Linked DNA regions of Mus musculus: regions 2 and 3 are each linked to region 1. The links are chromatin loops, found by intact Hi-C in ENCODE. Cell type or tissue: left cerebral cortex. All regions are shown on one strand.

Region 1 (8,000 bases):
GGAAAAATAAATTTCCTTCAGTTCTGTCCTGGTAAGAAGAATGTTGTTGTTGTATCAATGTGACAGAAACTCTCTTGCTAGGTACACAGAGTGCCAAAGTCGTGGTGTCATCTAACATAAAGTATATTACAACACTAATGCTTCCTTGAAACATAGGGGGCTGGGCTTAGATTGGGGCCAGATTCTCCACCAGGAATACTGGTTCAAGCCTAGAGAAAATATGCTAGTCGTCTACCCAAAGCCTTCAGCATCGCTAAAGGCCAGAAGTACATTTATATAATGCTTATAATGTTTTCATTTCCATGGCTCCAAAAAAAAAAAAAAAAAAAAAATCTTTTCCTTGTGGCAGGATGCAGACCAAAACAAAGGCACCAGTGTTCCCAAGGAGATAACAACACCTGGAAGATTCTATAAGATAAACATGAGTTTGCTAATGGGAGGTTGTGGTTTTTACCCGTTGTTGGATTTTTTATTGTTTTATTTTTAAACATCCCTCTTGACAATTTCTTTCTCTTTCTGGTACAAACATGTTTAAACCTGGAAGGCAGAATTTGTGTAGATACTATGTTTTAAGTACTAGTTGGTATATTTCTTTAGGGTATCCTAGGTGCACACAGACAATGGTGTTAAGCCCCCAAAGTGAACGAATGAAAAGTGTCCAATTTCCAGCGTGTTACTTACTTACCTTGCTTCATGTGAAGAACGGGCATTCATCATTAACTCCAGCTCTGCCCACACTGGATTTCCATGCTTCCCACCTCTGAAAGCTCCACAGGTGAGCTCTACAGTCTGTTCTAACTCACCGGATGATGCTCCAGCTTTTAAATAAAAGCCAGGTACAGTTAGCATGTCAGCAGGGTGAAGTGGTAGTCTCCTATGACGTACGTCCAGCTCCCCTGGATGCTGAGGCAGGAGGACAATCTAGCAAGACTCAGGGCTGAGCAGAGCGTTCGGTGGGAGCATGCGCACCTAAAGTCAGTGCTCCTTCACTCGATTTCATTCATCCTGATTCAGATCACACAGAAACACAAAGAACGACCAGCCGTAACACAACATGCATGACAGTGTTCCATCACCCAGGTCCTGTAACAGAAGGGCTGTGCTTCAGAAAAATTGATCACAGGTGGGCATACAATTCTAATTTAGGTGAGCTTGCCTGTTCACTTTACAAAATAACTATGTAACTAGCAAAAAATAATTTCAGGATAGCAAATCAACCCCAATCACATTGAGAATGGAAACTTACTACCCATCCCCCCAGGCCTGGGGATCAAGCCCAGGATGTTGTACCTGCTACTCAAGCACTCTACCAGCAGCCTCCTTCCCAGCTTGAGAGCTTTGGCCAACTCACACTTTAAGGAAAGGTAATTTAAAGTGGGACTCAGTGCACTTAGACAACAAAAAGACAGTTGTGTCACAAAGCCATCTTTATTCGGGATTGGGAATGGCTCTTTTAGCATTCTCTTCCGTAGAAATTTCAGCCCAAATCCCACATTTTACAACACTGAGACCTAAGGGCCAAATGTTGTTAGCTACTTATTCAATACCATGCAGGTCATTAGCTAAAGCCATGGGAAGAAAAACAGTGGCAGAATATTTTCTGTTTTTATCTGTTCTTATTTGGCGACCATGCCTCACACTCAATATAATGAGAAGGGTAATTGATAATCAATGCTTAAATGATAGAATATTAAAAATAAAATTTGAGGCTATAGTGTGGGCTTCTGATGGGCAGGGCACATTCTAATAATCTAAATAGTAGATTTAGAAGTATTTAAAATAAACAAAACCACTTGGATTTCCTAATTTCTCTAATTTGCAAAATTTCACTCCATAGACCAGTATACTCGGTTATAATTTTCTAAAATTAATTTAGATATATTTTATTCTGGATATAATAGATTTTATAACATAGACGTCAACATTGAAATCTATCAATAATATATTCTCTGATACTAAGTGCTAGTATCAAAAAATATATTAGAACTGGGTATAGTGGTGCACACCTGTACTCATAGAAATTGGGAAGCAGAGTCAGGCAGATTTCTGTGAGTTCGAAGACAGCCTGCTCTACATAGCCATTTCTAGGCCAGCCAAGGCTACATGGTAAGATCCTGTCTCAAAAAAAAACAAAAAAAAACAAAAAAAAAACTACAAATACCTCACAGATTATGTATATATAATTAATAATATATAATTATAGATATAATATACAATATAAATATATGTGTAAATATATAAATGTAAATATAAACATGTATTAGAAGTTTCAGCTATATTTTAGGTGTTAGCACTCACATGAGGTTTATGTAATTAATCCTTTCGTACTTGTAGTAAATACTGAATAGTCTCTCTTTCTATGGTTATTTAGTACAGTGGTTAGAAATGAAAGATTAGCACACGTGGCTGATCCGTTTCAAGGCACACCGCTTTATTTTGGCAATTAACCCCAATATTAGGAGTAGAGAGAGGGCTCTTTAAAATTAGTGCTTCTAGCATTTCTCATTGAGTCGCTCCCTTCACCCAGTTAATTTTAACCTTGACCTCCCACAGCTGTACTGTTTTGCTCAGTCTAAAAAAAAATTTCCTGATCTTCCTCTCCCCTCCCACCCCCCCCACCCCCCCGCCCTTTACATCTGATGAAGCAACAGTGGAGAGGAAAAACCAAACCCATTCCTTTAAGAGAGATTCTGCCTCCTCTCTTCTAAGCCAGCGCCTCACGGCAACCGTGGAGTCTCTAAGTCACACACTTTACAACTCAGCATTGGGAGAAGCAGCAGCCGCCGCCGCTGCTCCGCGGCTGCAGTGGGTTCCCGTGCAGCACTGCAGAATCCACACCTAAGCCGGGGAAGACGGACACACGTCGGCTCCCCTGCTGGCAAAGCAGCTTCGGATCGCCTGCAGGTAAGCACATCTCTTTCCCATTTTGTTCATAACGCGTGGGAAAGGCAATGGTGGCAAAATGCACTCCCCATCAGCCATGCTTAAAACGTTATGTGAATCTGCAGTCCTTTGGAGGTGGGTTGGGGTCTACAGTTCTGTCTGGCACACACACGTTCTGGGTAGTGGAGAGACTATTATATGATATGTGATGCTACAGTACTTTTTTTTCCTCTCTTGCTATGCGTAAAAAAGGCTAACCTAATGCATGCAGAGCATTTTTCTTTTTCTTTTTAAATGCAGAAAACACAGCCACTCCCAATCTCGCTCTCAAACACTGCAGATATTTTTAAATGGCAAATAAAATGATGGGTTGAGCGCTTCCTAGATGCCGTTTTTTCTCCTTAAAGCTTAGCAAGACTTCCCCCACGAATGTTGAGTGTTTAAAAATAAGAAGACATGGTCTCTCTCTCCTTTTTAGAAAAAAAGCAAATGGGTGATAGTGGCAGACTAAAATTTCTATAGCTTTAGTCCAGTGGAGAGAGAAAAGGAGGATAAATGAATTGCAGCGTTTGCCAAGAACGCTATTCATTTGCCACACTTCGTATGTGGGAAGAGGAAACTACATTTTAATTAGCACATTTTTTTTTGGGAAAGGGGATGAAGATGAGGAGGCTGGCGCGAAGTATTTGAGGGGGAAGAGAGCCTGCAGATGAGGAAGGAAATGAAGTGGCCTGTCGCCAGTGCCTTGGAAAGGACGGGAGATAAGGGTGGGGAAATGAAGTTTGCTGTGTGTGTTAGGGTGGGGTTAACCCCAGGGACCATGAATCACTAGAATGGTGTTGGGAGGAGTGTGCTTGAGGGTGAATTCGTGCAGTGGAGAGGGCATGTGTGCCGGAGTGGTGTGCAAGTCGTGGGTGGCAGAGGAGAGCAGCGAGCGTGTGCCTGGAGGTCTATTTCGAGAATAGGTTGGGGTGAGAAACCCGTCTGGGAGGCGGGGGTGGGCAGCCCAGTGTCACCTGTGGAGGGATCCCCGACTCTGCAAATGAGTGTTGCAAAGTTTGCCTGGCTTTAGACAGATTTTGAAGGCTGCTGGCGGAGCCTAGACTTTTCATCTCCCAAGAGGTCAGCTCTCAGAAGGTTTAAGAGGCAATTAGCCAAAGTAGGAGTGCAGAGTTTGGGCTGGTCCAAATGAATATAAAGGCCCTTGCCCCGTCCCTCTGTGGGAGTGAGTGAAGGCGGGAGGCTCCCCCAAACGCAAATATGCTGAAGAGAAAATCGAGGCCCCCTCCTGTGGGAGCCGAGCTGAAGTCCAACTATTGTGGCCTCTCCCCCCAAAAACCCAGCGGCCTCAGTGGGCCACAGAAGCTCAATCTGAAAGCTACGGCTCAGCTGAGATTCACTGGGTGGGGGAAGCACGTTAGGACTGGGGAGGTAGATGTTTCCGTGGCGTCACCCTCCCACTCTCAATCGGGTTTCTCTCGGGGTCGTTTCCTTCTCCGGCAGCGGATCGGAGCTGCACTGAGGGAGGAAGACCTTGCAGAGGCGCCAGGCAGGCGCCCTGCAACAGGCCCTCCGCCTGCGGAGCACGTAGGCCCCCACTGCCGCAGCTGCACGGATACGGAGCTTGCAGCTCGAAGGGGGGCCTCGAGGGGCGGGGCCAGAGATCTCAAGGGGCAGCAGAGGCGGGGCCTGGACCTGCGAGAGCCTGTTGGGGGCGTGGCCTATTAGGAGCGGAGCAAAAACGCTGGGCTGGCGAAGGGCGGAACCAGGGGCACGCTTTTGAGCTACGAGGGCCCAGCCCGTACTGGGCGGAGTGAAGGCTGCTGGGGCGTGGCCTATAAGAGGCGGGGCTAGAGCTCTCGGGCCATGGGGCGGGGCCTTGAAGCTGGGGTACTAGAAGGGTCAAGCCTGTAGAGGGCGGAATCAAGAGCCCTGAGGCGTGGCCTGTGGTAGGCGGGGCCAAGGCGTTCAGGCCTGTGGGGCGGGGCCTTCGGGGTGCTAAGCGAGACTAAGCCTGTAGGGGGCGGAGTCCTGGACCCTGTGGAGGCGGAGCCCAAGGGGCGGGCCAGAGGGCGTTCGTGGGGAGTTCGGCTGGTCCCGCCAGAGCGCGAGGCGCCCGCCGGTAACGGTCGTGCGGGCGAGGGGCTGGAGGGAGAGGAAAGGGCTTTAAATGATGTTTTGAAGCAGCGAGAGCTAGACGCGTCGGCGACCAGGTGTCGCCACTTCCCGCTGCCGAGGGCTCGGCGTCCAGGTCCTGCGTCTCCACGCCCCCTCCCTTCCCGGCCCTCTCCTCGGGAACCGAGCGAGCGACGTTAAGAGGCGGCTGCGGCGGACCGGGCGGCCGCTGCAGCCCGGCGGTGGCGAAGGAGTGGGCACAAAGCCGGCTGCGCTGCGAGGTAATCCTGCGGGAGCGGAGGGCCCGGGGTCCCGCCGCGCTTCCCACGCCGAGGGGGCTTCGGACTGGCTGGCCGCGCGGCCTCAGGTGAACCGTGCTCGGGGCGGGAACGCGAGCCCCACGGGGCCGAGGAGTGCAGACCTGGGGGCGAGGAGTCGGGGTGCGGCGCCGCAGAGTGGGCCGGGACTCACCCGGGCGTCCCCGGCTTCCCCCAGCGAGGGCGTGGGATTGCAAAATCCTGTTCTGCGGGGAGCCTTGCTGACCCCGAAGGTGCTCGCGGGGACGGTGGGAGGTTCCCGCGCTTGGAGAAGGTGGAAGAAGACCGTGTTGATTTGTTGTTTTCTTTTTTCTTCTTCTTTTTTTTTTACCCCCTCGTGGCTTAAGAAACTTCAGTCACAAGTTGAAATTGTTCAACCACTTTATCTAATCAGTGTGACCCTCCCCAGCACACACACACTAAAAGTGCGCACGAGCACGCGCGCGCGCGCGCACACACACACACACACACACACACACACACACACACACTATAACCTTTCAAGCATTCCTGATACTTTATTCTTCCTTGCGGGGTGACAGCCCAGTTGGCAGCAGATTTGGTTTGCTGGTGTTTGGGGCACTTCCAACCTCTTTGGAGGTATGTAATAGCTGAGGCAAGGCCACTATTAAACCAGGCCTCTATTAAAATGACAAGAATGGCCTCAGGTGAACTTTTTTTGTTGCAGAGATTTAATTGCAAGTAGATGCCCGTTTAAAGTGGGAGTGTAAGGAAAACCACTAAATATCCTTGGCACATGTGCTCTTGGAATTGACTTTGCTAGAGTGGTGTGGGATTTAGCTCAGCCAAGAGGCTTTGAGTGAGGATTAGGAGCCAGGCTCAGGAAGGAATTGATAAGACTCTGGGGCTTGGGATGAGCTACATAAACATGTGTGAGTTCTTTACAGTGATTTATAAAATTATAGAAATTTTAGAGTTAGCAGTATGAAATGATTGCCTTTCTTAGAATGGACTCCATCCTCAGTGTGCTGAACATGTACTGATTTGGGTTTTGGCAGACTTCTAGTAAGAGTACAGTGTAATATGTCCTTTTAAAATGAAGTTACTTGACCAGTAGAATGACCTGTGTATTTAAGGTACAAGGCTGACTCATTGATAGAATTGTTTCTTTTCGAGCACTTCTGGAAGATGTTATAGCTAAATCTCCTTTGTGTCGGACTTAACTTGCAGGGTAACTTTTTTTTTTCCTAAAATTGATCAGATTAACTGTAGTTATGAGTAGTGGCCGGACACTTTTCTACAGTTCCCCCACCTCATTAAATTGACCCAGGAGTGTCAGCATGTTGGTAATAGTTGCTTTAAAGGAAAACTCCCCAGCAATTTATTACCTATCTAGGATGCTAAACATAATTTAAGGAGCTCTGTAGATACTTGGTTAAGAGATGTTAATACAGTGAAACACTTTTGCATATGGGATATTAGGAAGTGTTTGGTAGTTTTGGAAGGTGACGGGTGATTGCATGACCCCTGAAAAGATTTTACATGACTTTCAGAATATAATGTGTAGTCAGTGGTTAAAGATGCCTGAGAAGCTAATACTGTATACTTTACTCTTGCTTATCTTTTTATCAATTATATTTTTCAGTAATGAATGTGATTTTTTGCTCAGTGATGTGCAGTGCTTTTTATAACTTGCTTCAGCACTCTGGTTGGTAGCAAGTTATATGATAGCAAAGAGATGTTATAAATTAGAAGCTCCTCAAAGCTATGCTTAGAATTATTATAGATAGCTGACATGCCCCTTTCTCATAACTGAGTGCAATGTAGAGTTTGGGAGAAATGCTAAAATAAATACACTAGGTAAAGGAAGAGGTCTGTCTGAAAGACATGTACAAGTTGCTAAGCTGTTTCTCACCTTAAACATTTTTGTTTTAATTAATATTTAGTTCTAGCTAGTTCATTCAGTTGGAAAACTTAGCTGTGTAGAATAAAATAATAAGAAAACTTAACATGTCTAGTCAGCAGTGCTGTCTTTCCTTCTAAACATAAGCTTATGTGAAATTATTCAAGTCCAATCTGACAGTTGCTGAACAATCACAGATCAAATCAGGTAACAGAGATTCAAAATTAATGCTTACTTTATCTCATGTCTCTCCTCTGAACTTGGGGTCCATGCCAAATATTTATAGCTGCAATTGTTAGGAGATCTTTGGGGTTTTGTCGTTGGTTTAATTCCCTTGGCTGAAAGCCAAGACAGGTTCAGATTTACTGTAATGGTTGCCTGTGTTAAATCTTCTCTGAAAGTACACGTTAGAACACTCTGACTATGATGTGCAAGGAGAAGGTTTGTTACCTACTAGATGCATATAGAATAATCTGTGGTTGTTTGCAGTCTTATTTTCAGAATTTTAGTGGCTGCTGGTCAAATACAGCTGAAAAAAAATTAAATGGAAAATTCCAGAAATAAGCAATTCTTAAGTTTTAAATAACTTCATAACAGAATCTTGCATGTTTTCTTGGTTGTTGTATTCCTGTCATGCCTAATTTATAAATAAAATATTATCAAAAATACCCATAGAATACATATACTAGTGATTTCAGACTTTTACTCGAGTCTTGAAATATATCTTTCTAGACTAGGAAAGATCCTAGTAATTATTACTTTTAGAGATGGTGAATTATAGGGGCATGTGGGTTTGTATGTGTATGTCTATTTGGGATTCT
Region 2 (8,000 bases), 66 kb before region 1:
GAAATCTGTTTCCCATTTGCATAACAGGCAGGCAGTTATGCCTGCCTCCACATAGTAATTCAGAAATAAGACTCCTTTTCCTGTCTCTCTGAAACTGGGAACCCCATAGTTTTGCCTGGTAGACCGTGTTTGGAGAGAAAGGGGAGGGGGAAGGTATTAGAATGAGTTTTAGATATCCACCCAGGCCAGGCTGGTGCAAGGGAAAGGAATGGTATCAGGGCTGATTCCTTCCGTCTATTCAGAGAACACCCAAAATAATCACATCAACAAAAGGCTAGACAGCAGGTACAGAATGCCAGAGACCATGAGCCCAGGATTCCAAAGAAGCTATGAGCAGAAAGAAGAGGAGGGTAGACCTATGGGTGTGGAAAGCCGGTCCCTAAGCTAGGTTTTAAGTGATCTCTATGGAAACAGGGGAGCATGTGGGAGGGAGCCCTGGAAGTCAAGCCTGCATTTCTTCATGATTAGACACTCAAGGCACTTAACCAATGTCTGACGACAGAGAAGGGGAGGTAAGGGATAGGTGGTGTCTAGAACCAAGACCTTCCTTCGAGAATTTAGGGAATAGTGGACTTCTGCAGAGATCACAGAGCAGAAACCTTAAACAGCAACTAAGTGCTTCAGTCTCCCAAGAACTACTTTCTGCTTCCCTCTCCCCGACGGGCTCCCCAAGGAAAGCCAGAGTGTGGATCCATGTGTCTGTAATAAGATGTTTCCAACTCAAGCGTATCTGATTGGACAGGAGTGGACAACTGACCCCAAACAGATGACCAAATGTTTTCCCCCAGGAATGTGGAATTGGGCCAGCGAGAGACAATTGGTGAGATGGTGGGGAAAGCCTAGAAAGACCTAAAACACACATCCATGTAGGTTGGGGACTATGGAACTTTACAGATTTCCAGATGCATAATCTATAGTGTAAACGTGACTTCTAGAGTCACATAGCACACAATTTACACAACTGAATTTGACAACCCTGCTGGTGTTGTAAGTCTAAAATGGCCACATTTGATTATGTACTTGTAAAAATATGTATATATTACATAATACATATTTTATAAAGCCATGCTATTAGCAGCCCAAAACAGAATTCATGTGAGGGAAGGAGTTTTCTTTATATGGAAAAGTACCTTGATGATCTATTCAGAGAGTTTTTCAGAAGAAAATGTGATGTCCCATGACATCAGCAATGGGTTAAATTACTCTGCTTGAGACAAAGGGAAAACTTCCAAGTTTTTTAATTTTCCCCTGAAACAGGGAGAAAGCGACCTGAACTGCTTTAGGTGAAGGCTGGAAGTCCTCTACGTGGAATATCAGTCTTTATGCATGAGTGAAAACTATTGGGGGGAACAGAAAATGTCGCTGGAAGTGTAAAGGAAGTGGAAAATATTGGGTTTCCAAAACAACTCAGACAAAGAAATAGACTTTTGTAGGGAATACTTCAATAAGCCTCACTGTGCACAGATAAGCCCCGTGGGATGTGGGTGCATAAAAACAGATAGTTGGTTTTGAATTAACAGCTTCAGCAGACCCTCCTAGACCAACGCAACAGAACTCAGCCTAGAAGTAAATGCACAGATCTAGGGCCAGCTGCTTTTCAACAAAGTGCTAAAAATACATTAGAAAATTTGCACATTCAAATTTTCAGTTGATGCTGTGGAAATTGGATACATACATACACACACACACACACACACACACACACACACACACACACACACACACACACATGCAGGCAGATCCCATACTTCTCCAGTTCCAAAAATCAACACAATTTCTTAAAACTATGTGAGTGGGTACAGGTGCGGGTGTGGGTCTGGGTATAGGTTTGTGCATCTGAGTGCAGTGTCTGTGAAGGCCAGAAGAGGGTGCTAGATCCCCTGGAGCAGGAGTTCCAGGCTGTCCTGAGCTGCCTATGTGGGTGCTTGGAACAACTAGGTCCTTTGCAAGAGCAGTATTTGGTAAGTTGCTGAACCATCTCTCTAGCCTAGATTGGAGATTTAAATATTAAACCTAACAAGGAGCCGGGCGTGGTGGCACACGCCTTTAATCCCAGCACTGAGGAGGCAGAGGCAGGAGGATTTCTGAATTCGAGGCCAGCCTGGTCTACAAAGTGAGTTCCAGGACAGCCAGGGCTATATAGAGAAACTCTGTCTCGAAAAGCAAACAAACAAACAAACAAACAAACAAACAATAAAACCTAACAAGGAAAAGTGAGGCTGAAATACAGACCAGCTGGCAGTGTGGTTAAGTGGACTCTCTATGTCAACAACTATACAAAATGTGGCAATTGCTCAAAACTAAGAGTTTATGAGGTGGTGGGTGGCTACAAAATAACAGCACTTTCCAGACACAACAGGGTACTTTCACATATAACTCACTGCGTTACAACAGGGTGCACAAGACCTGTGCAAGCTCCGAGGAGCTTTTAGAAATCCATGGCTACTGGGAGAGGAGAAGTCGGCATTCTTTAAGGGTGTAGCCTTCGGTAGGATGTCACCGGGCTCCGGGGTAGCACAAGTTGGACTTGAGGGGTTTAAAAGGAGATGGGGTAATGGATGGAGAGATGGCTCCGCAGTTAAGAGCACTGGCCGTTCTTCCAGAGAACTCCAGTTCAATTCCCAGCACCCACATGGTGGCTCACAACCATCTATACCTCCAGTTCTAGGGGATCCAATGGGTGCTTCCTCTGACCTCCAAGGACACTAAACATACAAGTGGTAAACCGATATAAATGCCGGAAAAACACCCATACCCATATCATACTCCAAGTAATGACGCAGAGCCCAGGGGCTGCATGCTGGGGCTGCACTGTCCCCTAGGGCCCAGAGCGAGAGCGTTTTTGATATTCAAACAGCAGAAGATTTCGATCAAGGCGGAAAACACCAGCTTCTTGGCCTGAAAGTGGCTTCAATCACAGCCGCTCAGATGTTCTCAGCTATAGCTCACTCGTATAGCCAAGTCTAACTGGATAAGACAAAGTGTTCCTCCTGAGTCCCCCCATTTTATACAGAGAGAAACAATGTGTAACTCGGTGCTACAGAGTAGCAATTTGCTGAGGCACTCTGTTTTGAACACACTACTCTGAGTTGTTTCTTCTCCCATTGTACAAGTCCTGAGCGCCCTTTGGGGAGTATCGTATATATTCTCACTCCCTTTTATACACGCACTTTTATATTACTCAAGATAGATAAGCAACCCTAATCTGTGTTGTGCAATGACTCAGACACAATGGAAATCTATTTGCCAGTTGCCTAACGCCGTGCTGCAAGTGTTCTTGGTCACTTGGCAGCTCAACTCCACGGTCTGCGCAGTGACACCTTTCCTGGGGAAAGTTCATCGTCTTGTATACCCACCTTCAGGAGGTAACGAGGACATAAAGGACTGTATTTGCTGACTACAACTTCTGGCCCCCAGAATGTCCCCATTATTTCCACTAGTGTCCCACTGGCATTAACTCAGTCATGTGATCTCTCCCAATTATGAGAGGAGCCAAAAAAATATTAGTCCCTGGCTGAGCACACTTTTTCCACCAACAATTCTGTAGTTCCAGAGGTCAGACTCTTTCTGGCCCGCTGCCTGTTTTTTGTAAATAAAAGTGTCTTGAAACAGAGCCATGCTCATTCATTTGCGTATGATCTATGGCTGCTTTTACGCTAATACAGTGGAACTGAGTAGTTGCAACAGAAGCCATATGATCCTCCAATCCTAAACTATTTCCTATTTGGCACCTTTACGAAAAACAAAAATTGTCAACCTCTTGGCTGTAGTTTGTATCTTGACAGTCCTCCAAAGGCCTGTGCATTACAGGAACCAGTCTCTGGTACTCTTGGGAGGCAGTGATACTCTTAGGAAATAGAGCCTAGTATAGGGAGCTACACTGGGAGGCTTGAAGGAGATATTGAGAGCCTTCCCTTCCCCTTCATTTCCTAGCAGGGGTGAAGTAGGCAGCTCTTCCATCATGAGTCCCTACCGGGATGTACTTGTGTTACATCGGGCCCCCGTGACGGCCAAAATACCAAGGGTCGAACCCACTATAGCCATGAGCCAAAAGCAACCTTTCTTCCTTAAAATTGACTCATCACAGGTTGCCCTCACAGAAAGCTGCCAACCATATCTTCTCTTCCCTATAAAGTCTGGTGCTTCTGCTACGGTCCTGCACCATCCTAGGGCCCACCAGCTGGACGCTTAAAAAGAAAGCCAACCTCACAGAAGGCAACGAGAAAGTTGAAGAGAAGCCTGTTGACCTCATTTGAACCCGAAGCCAGCTGCCTCGAGCCTCTCATTTAGTTGATCCAATATGTGCCCTTCTCCACTTAAACTGGGGTTTCCCGTCTCGTCACAAAGGGCTCTACGTGAAACCCCGCCCTCTAGCAACAGCGGGCGCTGTAAGAAACAGTCTTCTTATGATTAAGACATAGAGACGGAACCAGCTTGATTTAATACCGAAATGGGTCTGACATGAACCATGGCCAAGTCAACAGAGACAGGCAACCAACACGTGACACTTGCCTGCAAGCTTTTCTGAGACACGGATGGCTGAGAGCCAGCTCTAAATATTTCACGTCTCTGTCTGAGTTGATCAGGTTTCCCAAAGCAGGTGAGGCGAGAGTAAGAGACACAGGTTCAGCGAGGCAGCTGCTTGGTGATCCCGAAGTCCCCGGGATAAAACTTGGCCAGAGAAACAAAGGCAGAGATTTTTTTTTTAGTCCAGCCTGTCCTGGAAAGGCACTGTCATCTCACGCAATGGAACTTAACAAGCAGCCCCTCTTTTAGGCCAAGGCCTGGGAGCTCGCTGCAGGTGTACTGGCAGGGTATGGAGGGCTGGCAGAGGCCAGGTGGCTTTGTCCCTCTGGTGCCTCCTCCTTAGAAGCTGCTCATTACTGCAGGAGCTGGTGGTGTTATATAACAGAGGCTCAGCCTGATTCCACTAGAGTGAACAAGAGAGAGGAAAATACCCAAATAGCTTAAACACACCGCAGACCGGGAGACTGTAGAGAGAACCCTTTAGATTTCGACCGACTGAAGTCCTTGTGCGCTCCAGACGTCCTCTGAGATGCTCCTTACAAAGGCAAACACTCGTCCATGATAAGAGCCTTTTAGAGGAGAGCCAAGAGTAGGAATGCCTATGTTTCTAATAATTCCTGCCATTAGCCAGGCAGCGTCCTTTCATGATTCTCTAAGAGCTTAGCAAACATTTTCTGTGAAATAACTTCACCCCCCTACCCTGTACACATACAGAGAAGGGTGGGGGGAGGAGGGAGAGAGAGAGAGACAGACAGAGAGGAGACAGAGAGAGAGACAGACAGAGAGAGAGACACAGAGAGAGAGACAGAAAGAGAGAGAGACAGAGACAGAGAGAGAGACAGAGACAGAGAGAGAAAGAGAGAGAAAGAAAGAGGCTATGCTTACATTTAAAGATTGCCCTCTGAATAAGCAAAAGGAGATTATACACACTCCCTTTTAATTAACAAACATATCCACCTGTAATTAAATGTCCCCTGAGACATGAAGAAGAGATTTAACCCTTTGTAAAAGCATGAGAACGCCGTGTAAAGGACGTAGCTTCTTCGCTAAGGTATGTAGGGCAAGAACGCTCTGAGAGATGAAGTAGGAAAACACAGAAGCCCTGGGTGTGTGGCTGTCTATGCCTGGATGGAGCTCATCAGACCCATCAAAGCCCCCCTGGGTCAACCATGGGATCTCAGGTTAGAGGCACCTCAGAGGAAGTTTTATTTAGGAAAATAAATAGCATCCAGAGGCAAAAAGAAAGTTTAAGCTATGGTCCTCTATGAGAAAACACAAGGCTGAATTGAGCTGAGAGGGTGAGGCAAGTTTAGAAAAGCAGGTCAGATGCTGAGAGAGTCAGGCAGAATGCTCACGTACTACGTAAATGAGGCAACCGCTTTTGGGAGGGAGTCGGGTTTTTTTGTTTGTGGCTATAGGACAGACAGACAAATACTCAGTGCAGGCCAGCAAGCTGCACACTCAAGTTAGAGCTGGCATTTCTGACTTCGGTCTGAAATTGATAAGAGTTAGCTAGCAAATTAGATTTTTAACTCCAGCAGAGTTTCTCAAGTGTTAAGACAGAGTTCCTTCCTTTCCAGGAAATCTTAGTCTTTGCTCTAAAGGACTTCAGTTAACTAGGTGAAAATTAATAATAATAATAATAATAATAATAATAATAATAATATCACCAGCAAAAACAAACTGCTTTATTTAAAGTCAATGAGTCTAAATTTAAAGTCAATGAACTGTATCTACAAAGTGCCTTCACAGAGGCGTTTAAACAAGTGTGACCACAACTCAGCCCAGTGCAGATGACTGACAGAAAACTGTATGACATTTAAATGATTACTAAGTTACTGATTTACAGAGACTTGGAGCTAGAAAGGTACTCTGTAGATGAGAAATCTAATACTGAACAAGGATGAGAAGTAACAGTAGGAGAGAGAGAGAGAGAGAGAGAGAGAGAGAGAGAGAGAGAGAGAGAGAGAGAAGCTGTAGTATTTAAACTGCAGTTCTGAGTTTTTTCAAACTCTGTATCTGGGCCTGGAGAGCTCCAGTGTGCCAACCCCCCTGCAGCTTCTTCGATCAGATTTGGTTGGCTGTAAACAGGCACCATGTGCCTTTAAATGAGTGCCAGCTAGATGACATTCTCATCATCCCAATATTTATTTCTTCAACAGCCTCACGAGGACGTTAGGGATAGTAGAGGGCTAAACACAACAACAAAACTCAAAGGTTTCCAACAGACTGGGAAGCAGATGTGGACCCAGAGCCTTGCCCTATTGTGTTGTTTCTGAACCGGCTACATCCATCCAGCAATTGCTCTGGAAATAATCAGTTGTACCTCTGTTCGTCTATTTAAAAACTGGGTGGCACCAAGACAGGGCTGCGTATCAAGACAGGGCTGTTCACTTTTTTATTCCTCGGGCCCAACATGGTGGACTCAGCTTATTTCTGATTTTCTGTGAATGAAATAACAGAGTTTGCTGTGCAGAACCATCTGGCTATGCACAGCATGCGGTGTTTGTCTTGACCCCACCCCCAACTCCCAGCATGCCTCTGAGGTCAGAATTCCCCTATGGCTGGGGTGCTTCCAGGATATGCTTAGAGCAGCACAAAATTTGGCAATAATAATAACCCATAAGTGCATCATCAATGCAAATCTCTTTCCACAAGAGAACAATCGCCAGGCCAGTCTGGTGCCTTTCAGTGGAAGCCAGGGTGTAGTTGAAGAGATCACCAGAGTCTAACGCACAAAAAGACAATCTACACCACCCACTCCTACCCTCCAATTCGCCCTGTGCTTATTGCTCTGAAATCATGCTCTGCCATGTTTAGGTGTTACTGCCCGGTTCTCCTCACCAGAGAAAGAATAGCAACCAGGAAAACCTCTATCCTCAATGGAGCAAGTGTCTGTGGAATTGACTAGTGTGTAGTGAACAGTTGCGTGGACACTTATGTGCTGCGTGCGGAATGTTTGGGGTGTTTGCCGTGACCTAGCTCACTGTCTCATCACAAAGGCTTTAGGAGGTAGGTCCCACGACTGTTACCAGTTTTTTAATGGAGGGTGAAGCAAAGAGAGGTTCCGCTAGAGACTCAGGTCCCCTACACAAATACCTTAGTATTCACGTGGGAAGACAAATCTCGTTTGTCGGATTTTAACATCCTTCTGTAGTTGTATTTCGAGACAGGGTTTCTCTACGTATCCCTGGCTGTCCTGGAACTCACTCTGTAGATCAAGCTGACCTTGATCTCAGAGATCTGCCCGCCTCTGCTGGAACTAAAGGCTCGAGCCACGATGCCCAGAAGATTTTAATGTCTTTGAGATTGGGATGTCCCCTACGGTTGATGGCACATTACCATTACGTCATACTTGACCATGCAGCTTTGTGTCTTTCTTATCGATGCTGAAGATAATGATGCTTCTTATAGGCAGTGGCCTCTTACACTGACCTGATATATGAGGAGGACCAGTCTGGCTCTGAACCTCG
Region 3 (8,000 bases), 100 kb after region 1:
ACCTTAGTGATTTACCTGAGAATAATAAGCCAACTCCAGCTGAGTTGAGAAGAGAAGAGAGTAAAGGTCAGAGTGGAGACTATATATATGCACAGACAGCTAGATCCATAGAGACTGACAACACGTAGGCCACTCTAAACAGACAAGAAAGGAGACCTGAGTAATACAGTTAGAGCTGAGAGGTATGGCACTGGAACTCAGAAAATCACTGGGGAGTACTCTGAAAATTTATATTCTAATAAGTTAGAAAATCTAGCTGGGCACTGGTGGCACACGCCTTTAGTCCCAGCACTCAGGAGGCAGAGGCAGGCGGATTTCTGAGTTCAAGGCCAGCCTGGTCTACAGAGTGAGTTCCAGGACAGCCAGGGCTACACAGAGAACCCCTGTCTTGAAAAAGAAAAAAAAAAAAGGAAGGAAGGAAGGAAGGAAGAAAGGAAGGAAGAAAAAGAAAGAAAGAAAGAGAGAAAGAAAATCTAGAATAAATTAATAAATTTTTACATATGCATGGCTTATCAAAATTGGGCTAAGAAGTAACTCAACAGCTCACTAACAAGAGTCAAGGCCAAAGAGGAAGCAGTCTCCCAACAAAGCAACAGCCAGGTCAGCACTGAAAATCCTGTCTCTAAAACCAACAAACAAACAAAAATTCTGAAAAACTTAGGAATAGGCATTCCTTACCGCAATATAATAAAGACAGTGCATAGGAGACCTATAACTAACACTGTACTGAGTGGGCAAAAACTGAAGACAGGGATAAGACATTCGTGAGCAGTGAGCAAAAGAAGAAGTAAAGGATATAGGAGAAGAAGAAATTACAGTATCCAGCTTCAGAAGGTAGCTGCTATATTACTGAAAGCAAACTACAGATTCAGTGTAGACACACACACACACACACAACCGGGGGGGGGGGGGGGAGCAGGGGAGGAAAAAAGGAAGGGAGGGAGGGTTAGAAGTATTACAATACCTTACTCCAAATTACACTGCAGAGCCATCATAACAAAAGCTGGCCAAAGCCCTCCCTGTAAATCAGTCAGTGCAATAGAGAGCCCAGAATAAGCCACACACCAATATCCATGGGACTTATGACAAAGTACCAAAGATACCTATCAAGAAAAGGCTGGGAACTGCTTAGCCACTTGTAGAGGGATAAAACTAGGGCCCTACTTTGCACCCTGCACAGAAATCAATGCAAAATGTATCAAAGACCTTAATTAGGACTTGGAGTTCTGCCTGACACTGCTGTGAAAAACATACTGGGAAGTGGGCTGGAGAGAAGGACCAGCTATTAGGAGCACTGACTGCCTTTCTAATGGTCCTGAGTTCAAATCCCAGCAACCACATGATGGCTCACAACCATCTGTAATGGGATCTGACACCCTCTTCTGATGTGTCTGAAGACAGTGACAGTGTCACATACATAAAGTAAATCTTTAAAAAAAAATTAAACAAAATGAAAAAAAAAAAAAACCAAATTCACTTGGAAGTACAGAGGACCCCAAGTAATCCTGGACAACCTGACCAGACCTCCTTGCTTCACTGCAGGCCACCGCAGGCCCTGGAGGAAGTCCTTCAAAATAAGGAATGTTGAAACCCATAGTACTTTTTAAAAATTATAGCTGATTACAGTGACTTTTTTGGCAAAACTTATTTCAGGTGAGGAAATTTCATACCATGAGTACAATACCATGGCTCCCTGGAACTTTTCCACACATGCAGTCATATTTACACACACACACCCAGTCCCCGCCCCAGCCCCTTCCTGTTTCCGTGATGCTCTCACTCTCTAGACGTCCCAGAGAACAGAAAGCTGCTGACAGGTATCCTTGCTGGGCTGCCATTTTCACTGACCAGGGAGCTCCAGCTGGACCGTCTTCCCGCCATAGGCTGATTTTGCTCTTCTTTGTGGCTGAGTAATGCTCACTTGTGTATTTGTACATTTTTTTCGCCACTCATCTTTCTCCATGGAACTCCGTTATATATTGATTTGGACTGCTTCAGATAGCTATAGCCAGGAGCTGTATACTTGGGTCATATGGTAGCTCTGTTTATAATCTGTAAGTTAAAAAGCATGTTGCGTTCTCATTTCTTACAGTTGCTATGAAGTTGGGTAATCACAAACGTTTATTTTGTGTGTATGCTTGTGCCTACGTGTGCGTGTGTGCACGCGTGTGCATGTGCGTGTGTGTATGTAGGCAGCAAGTAAGTAAAGATCTGTAGAGTCCTTGGTAATGAGTCTAACGTGTTGGGTTTTCCTCTGTAAGACCATGCAGTTTGACGATGACGATCAGGGCCCACCAGCTCCTCCTAACCCATTCAGCCACCTCCTGGAAGGAGAACTGGAAGAGTATACGAAGACAATCGAGAGAAAGCAGCAAGGCCTGGACGGTTAGTTCATGCTGAGGCTGGGTCTGGGCTCAGCGTACTGACTGCAGAGAGCACCCGAGCTGCAGGACAGAAGGCAGGGCTTCTGGGCTCTCTTAGCTCCTCTGCTCTAGACCTTTCCATAGAGAACCACTCTGCAGTCCAGACAGAGGAACCTGTTCGTCTCGGAATGTCATCAGCGCATGGGCTGTGCTATCATACAGTGTATACACCAAGGCCGTAGGAATAGAGAATTTCCAGACACAAGAAATACAGGTCTTGCTTTGAACATGCATAGTATGTGGATTTTTAGTCATGGATTCTCCAATACATGGTTTTAATTAATGCTTTATGAAATCTTTGTTCTGGTGTCTCAAGTTGCCAGTATAGTCATTTCAAAACAACATTTTAAATCAACATTTAATGTAAACTGCTGGGAATTTGAAGTGACTTTCCTGACACATGGGTGCTCTAATGCAGTGGAGGTTTTCTGACTTTGCAAGTCTCTGTAAGTTTATAAGTAGGGGAATCAAGAGCTGATGATGGAGAACCAACTGTGGAGGCATATGCCTGTGATCCCGGCACCCCAGGCTGAGCCAGGAGGATTTTTTGAAGAGTAGCCTAGGCTAAGTGGGAGATCTTGTCAATAATAATAATAATAAATAACAATAATCATAATCATAATCATAGATTGTTAGGAAGAGGCATTAGGACTTGAGTCCTAGCTCTAGTTTGCTCCAGAATTAAGGATTGGCCTTAGCGGGGCACTGGGGCTGAGGTGTTAAGCCACCTGAAACACAGTGAACTGTGTGTAAAACTGTCTGGGCAAGAAGGATTCAAGGGAGACGATTAGAAGTCCCTGATCCAGTAGGAGCCTCTGCGTTGGCGCATCCGCATTTAGCTACAGCTAGCATTTCTACCCAAGGGAAACGGTCAGTAATGAAAGAATTACTGTGTCTGTGTTAGATACCACGGAATTACCTGAGAGCTAAAGGCTAATGACAGCTGGGCCATCCAAGATACCACTTTTATTAGTGTCTTTTTATTTTTGTGTCTTTAGCACAAAATCAAGTTACCCTACTCATTAATGCACTTACAGAAAATAGTTCTAAGTGGCATATTTACCTTGTTTGTTCTAACATAAGATGGAAGAAAACATCTTTCATACTTTATAAAATGTCCTTATTCAATCTCTTACTTTTGAAAGCCTGACAATGCCAGGTAACAAATACCATACTCTGGATGTCACCTTTCGCATACACTTTGTAAATAGTTCCTTTTACGTCTGTGCATAAGCTCACTAATACTGCTCTAACCGGAATCACTAACCGGAAATTGCTAGGACTCAGTGGAACCTCTGCCTCGTTCCTGTAGCAAGGCTGCTGAGGCTTCGTCAGTCAGTTTTTTCATCTGGCTGTATTTTGGTTTCCTATACTAGCAAAGGCTAAACGCATTCAGTCTCTGTCTGGGCTGCCAATACCCATGCTTTTTTTAACTCAGTGTGCAAGTTACTGTTCATGGCCAGAAGTTTAACACATCAACCTCCTCAGAATCCTAGTGGCTGACATGTGGGATGGCGGTAAGCATGCTCAGTTCTCAGCTGACGAGCTTGCAAGCAGGCACTGGATGTACGCACTAACCTCTCTGAAACCGTAAGCTTCCTTGTTTTGTTTGCATGGCTTTTAACTGAGCATCTTGTTCAACAGACGCTGAGCAGGGGTCACTCTCAGACGACGCTGCATCTGTTTCACAAATTCAGTCTCAAACTCAGTCACCGCAGAGTGTCCCTGAGAGATTAGAAGGTACTCACTGTGACTCCCACAGCCGCCCCCTCGTAAGCCCTGTCGTTTGTCCCGTGGACGGGATCGGACACTTGCTCACAGTCCCTCTGTCAGTGCCCCACACATAGGGATGGGGCAAATCTGACTCACTGCAATTTACATTCACTCGCTGTGAATTCACTCGCCTGGCTTGGGTCAACCTATAGTTTTATGAATTTGTGGAATTAAAAATGACTTGCCCTCGTGTACCTTCTAATAAGTAGCATGAAGTTCTGTACAGTTTTAAATGTCAAATGACCCTCAAATTAAAGAAAAACATATCTGTCGTCATCCTAGCTTATAATGACTTGATTTGCCATGGAAAGGCGGACCACCAGTACAGTTTGTGACCCTGTTTAACACTTGCCTTCTCCCCTTTGTATCATTGAAGAAAATTAGCTTCATGCTAATAGATACATGTTATTAAAATAATAATCCATCCTCATTAAAATTAAAGCAATGCATGGCTCAAGACATTGCTAAAACTTCTCAGGTTTGCAAATGAAACAGAAACGTTGACTGAGTAAATAATCTCCCCCCCCCCCACCCCCACCCCCAACCTCTCCTTTCGTAGAAAACCACGAGCTGTTTTCCAAGAGCTTCACCTCCATGGACGCGCCTGTCATGATCATGAACGGCAAGGACGAGATGCATGATGTCGAAGACGAGCTTGCTCAGCGAGTCAGTAGGCTGACCACAAGCACGACCATAGAGAACATCGAGATCACCATTAAGTCCCCAGAAAGAACTGAAGAGGTCCTGTCGCCTGATGGCTCACCTTCAAAGTCGCCCTCCAAGAAAAAGAAGAAATTCCGCACGCCTTCTTTTCTCAAAAAGAACAAAAAAAAGGAGAAAGTTGAGGCCTAAGTAGTCCTTTTGTAATTTGTATATTACATTGTGGCATTGCACACTTAAATACCATATTTTAGTTAATCGTTAATATACTGTGGTAGATCAGATTGGGAGTATGTAGCAAACTGGACTTTAAAAAACTGGAAAGAGGTTTTACTAAAAGAAAAATATTATTGAAAACTTTCAAATTCATCTCTTTTTATATGTCCGAAAACGGCCGAGCTTTTCAGCAGTGGCTGGCTTGGCCGACTCTGCCGTCCCTGGCAGAGCGTTGTTACTGTTGCTCCTTAGCAGCTGCTGCCTGGTGCCTAGGCCTCTGCAGCACATGTGCTGGGAAGGAGCTGCCAGTGAGCACGAGACAATGCTTACTTGTCACTAATCAGACCTTGAGTTTATCATCGTGGTTATTGACTGTATCTTTGGGTCCCCACTGTTTCCATGGGCATTAATGGGATGTTTTAAAAGCTTCTACAAGACTCTAGAGCATTAGTATACATTGGCACATCATTTTTTAAAAAATGTTTTAAGAAAAGATTTGTCTGGGTTTTTACTCATAGTATGAAATTCCCCTACCTGAAGTAACTGTTTGCCAAAAAGTCATTTTAATAAACTATAATTTTTGAAGAACTTCCTTTTTTATTAGTTTAGAAAACCCCTTATTTTTCATAGAGGGGATTTTGTACACATAATATGAGTTATTTAGTTTAACTCTTGCAAAAAAACAATTTTTGTATGTTAAAACGTTTGTATACCTTCAGTATAAGGTGTCATGTGCATGTTAGCCAATCAGTCAGGGGTAAAGCCTGCCCGAGTGCCATCCAGGAGTCCAGGGGCGTGGCACCCAAGGGCATATCAAGGCCTCGAGTCGTATTTGAACCATATAATGTATTTTTCTCTTAGTATTGCTGATGGATGAAGAGGCTGAGGGGAAGGGAAGAGTAAGAGACAGGACAGGACTGAGTCCTGTGTCCACAGAAGAAAGAACATGGAGATCGACTTGCTGAAAATAAGGCCCAAGTTTCTAAAATCCTGTTTCCTGCCAAAATCAATGTCTTGGTTGACATTTGAATTTTAAAAGAGTTAAAGTGTACATCCTTTTAGAAGACGGCACTAGAATAAATCAGCAGGTCTAATCCCACCAGCGAGAAAACTACCACGTCTTGATTTTTGCAAACTTAATCTTGATTTTTATAAACTTAAATTTTCTTTTAACTTCCTTTCTACTGTAAATACAAATTTAAGCCTAGATTTAATATAGTTTTCTCCATTTCCCCAAGTAATGTCGCAGATCAATGTAAATGGATGACCCCAATACTCCACGAGTGGAAGTAAAGCGCCCTGCGGGTGACTTGGCACGCAAACGTGACGTGACGTTGGCCGCAGTGCTCTCTGGGCTGGCTCTGTCTGACCCTGTGATTGATGCTGGTCCTCTTAGACCTCACTAACTACTGGAGCCTGTTAATCTCGTAGTGGAAACTTTGAGTTGCTGAATTGTGCATCTGAGGATTGTTTTATGTCCTACATCATCTGTGTTGTGCTACAACGTGTGGAGACACAGTTACCTGTGAACTCTCCTTTTCCATAACTTTTAAAGAATATATATATCTAAATGAATGCAATGTGCATAAATATTTTTTAAACACAACAGTAAACTATTGCACCTTTCGCTAACGCTTCTCTTTACTTGCTTTGACATAATGAATGAGCCAGTGAACTCAGTGTCCTGTGGAAAATGTATAAAAGTTATCTGATATTGCTCTTAGATGTTATGCTAATTAATGTTAAATCACAATAAACGGTATTTTAAATATATGCATTTGGTATAATGGGGTTTCCATTCAGGAGTGGTTTCCTAGGTTAGACTTTGTGATCTGCCAAACTTTAATGTGGAACAGTGAAGTGATAAAATTGTCCTCTGAGCTAAGGAGTCTTGATAAGCTTGTTTTCAATTTAGTTAAAAGTTCATATATATATGTGGGCTTAGTGGCACATGTCTTTAATCCCAGTACCCTGGAAGCAGAGGCAGGTGGAACTCTGTGAGTTCCAGAACAGCCAAGGCTACAATAGTAAACTGTGTCTTAAAATACTTTTATATTCCTATATGCATCATGAGTTACATGTATATGCATGCGTTGTGTGTGTATAACTCTTTTGTCTTAGTTAGGTATGGTGGCCTAAGGATGCTGATGGAATGGAAGATATAAGTTGTGTACTAAGATCAGACACTAAATCCCACAGACAACAGTGTAGGGAAAGAGCAGAAGAGAGAGAGCTCACACGTCTCTCTCCGTTAAGGTTTGATTTTTTTTTCATTCCCCTCTAGTTCCTGACATTTGTATTCCCTGTATATCAGCCATCATAACATGAATATCATTTGTGTCCTGGTTTTTCCTACTTAAAAGAATGCACCCTAGAGACACCTGTAGTCTCAGCACTAGGAGGTGGAGGCATGGAGGCTTAGGAGCTTAGGCCCCAGCTCTGTGAGGCCCCAGCCCTGTGAGGCCCCAGCTCTGAGAGAACCACACCCTCAGAGGTTTTCAACCAGGTCCCTCACATGAATAATTTATTTTGATTTTTTTTCTACTTTGTCCTAGAAAATGAGTGCAAGAGGAAGACGTAATAATAACTGGAGTGTGTAGTTGATCAGAGCTTTACTATGATCACCTATTACAAAAACAAAGGACTTGAGAGATGAGGTTGATAGTCTTGGGCATAATGACTTGTTTTCTCAGCTTGTAAATAGCTCAGTGGTGAAAAACAGTATTTCAGACCAAAAGCCTGCTTTCCAAAAGCAGCCCAGACCATTACCCGTGTTCTCATCTGCGTGTAGCTTAGCTTAACTATTTTTTAAACTCAGATACTAAGCTTGTATGCAAATGATCTTGGCCGGACTGACATTTTACAAAGCAGTTTTCTTTGTGGCCACTAGGGGGTGTGACTAACCTAACAATCCCGCGTCCAGTTCTT

What was found. Hi-C counts contacts between places; a loop is a spot of excess contacts. Peaks named below come from ENCODE experiments on the same cell type or tissue, not always from the same donor. Only the 100,000 strongest peaks of a DNase experiment are listed, where the experiment ranks them.
Region 2: it touches region 1 in a loop (2.9-fold over the local background); 6 of 42 quality-filtered maps call a loop at or near these places.
Region 3: a loop joins it to region 1, with 2.2 times the contacts of the local background. A loop is called at or near these places in 3 of 42 quality-filtered maps.

The regions. Positions count from the first base shown.
Region 1 is chr19:53,137,811-53,145,810 of GRCm38, forward strand. Add3 (adducin 3 (gamma)) reads left to right here and starts at 4,946. Exons shown (of 15, transcript NM_001277100.1): 1 at 4,946-5,279. Gm9618 (a long non-coding RNA gene) reads right to left here and starts at 2,029. Exons shown (of 4, transcript XR_386782.2): 1 at 2,007-2,029; 2 at 686-1,083. In left cerebral cortex, CTCF peaks have their summits at 3,905, 4,107 and 4,881 (motif pointing right); DNase peaks (open chromatin) are centred at 2,842, 3,607, 3,814, 4,727 and 2 more places; H3K4me3 peaks cover 4,129 bases; H3K27ac peaks cover 3,240 bases.
Region 2 is chr19:53,071,846-53,079,845 of GRCm38, forward strand. All of the region lies in intron 1 of Gm30234 (a long non-coding RNA gene), which reads right to left. It overlaps 1700054A03Rik (RIKEN cDNA 1700054A03 gene), which reads left to right and starts at 4,407. Exons shown (of 3, transcript NR_045320.1): 1 at 4,407-4,600; 2 at 7,348-7,539. In left cerebral cortex, a CTCF peak has its summit at 1,859 (motif pointing right); DNase peaks (open chromatin) are centred at 6, 368, 1,912, 4,506 and 1 more place; H3K4me3 peaks cover 432 bases; H3K27ac peaks cover 1,042 bases.
Region 3 is chr19:53,240,243-53,248,242 of GRCm38, forward strand. It overlaps Add3 (adducin 3 (gamma)), which reads left to right. Exons shown (of 15, transcript NM_001277100.1): 13 at 2,262-2,385; 14 at 4,068-4,163; 15 at 4,756-7,084. The coding sequence ends at 5,048. Among named protein-coding and RNA genes, the nearest start is that of 1700001K23Rik, 11 kb to the right of the region's middle. In left cerebral cortex, CTCF peaks have their summits at 3,883 and 7,952 (motif pointing right); DNase peaks (open chromatin) are centred at 3,898 and 7,971.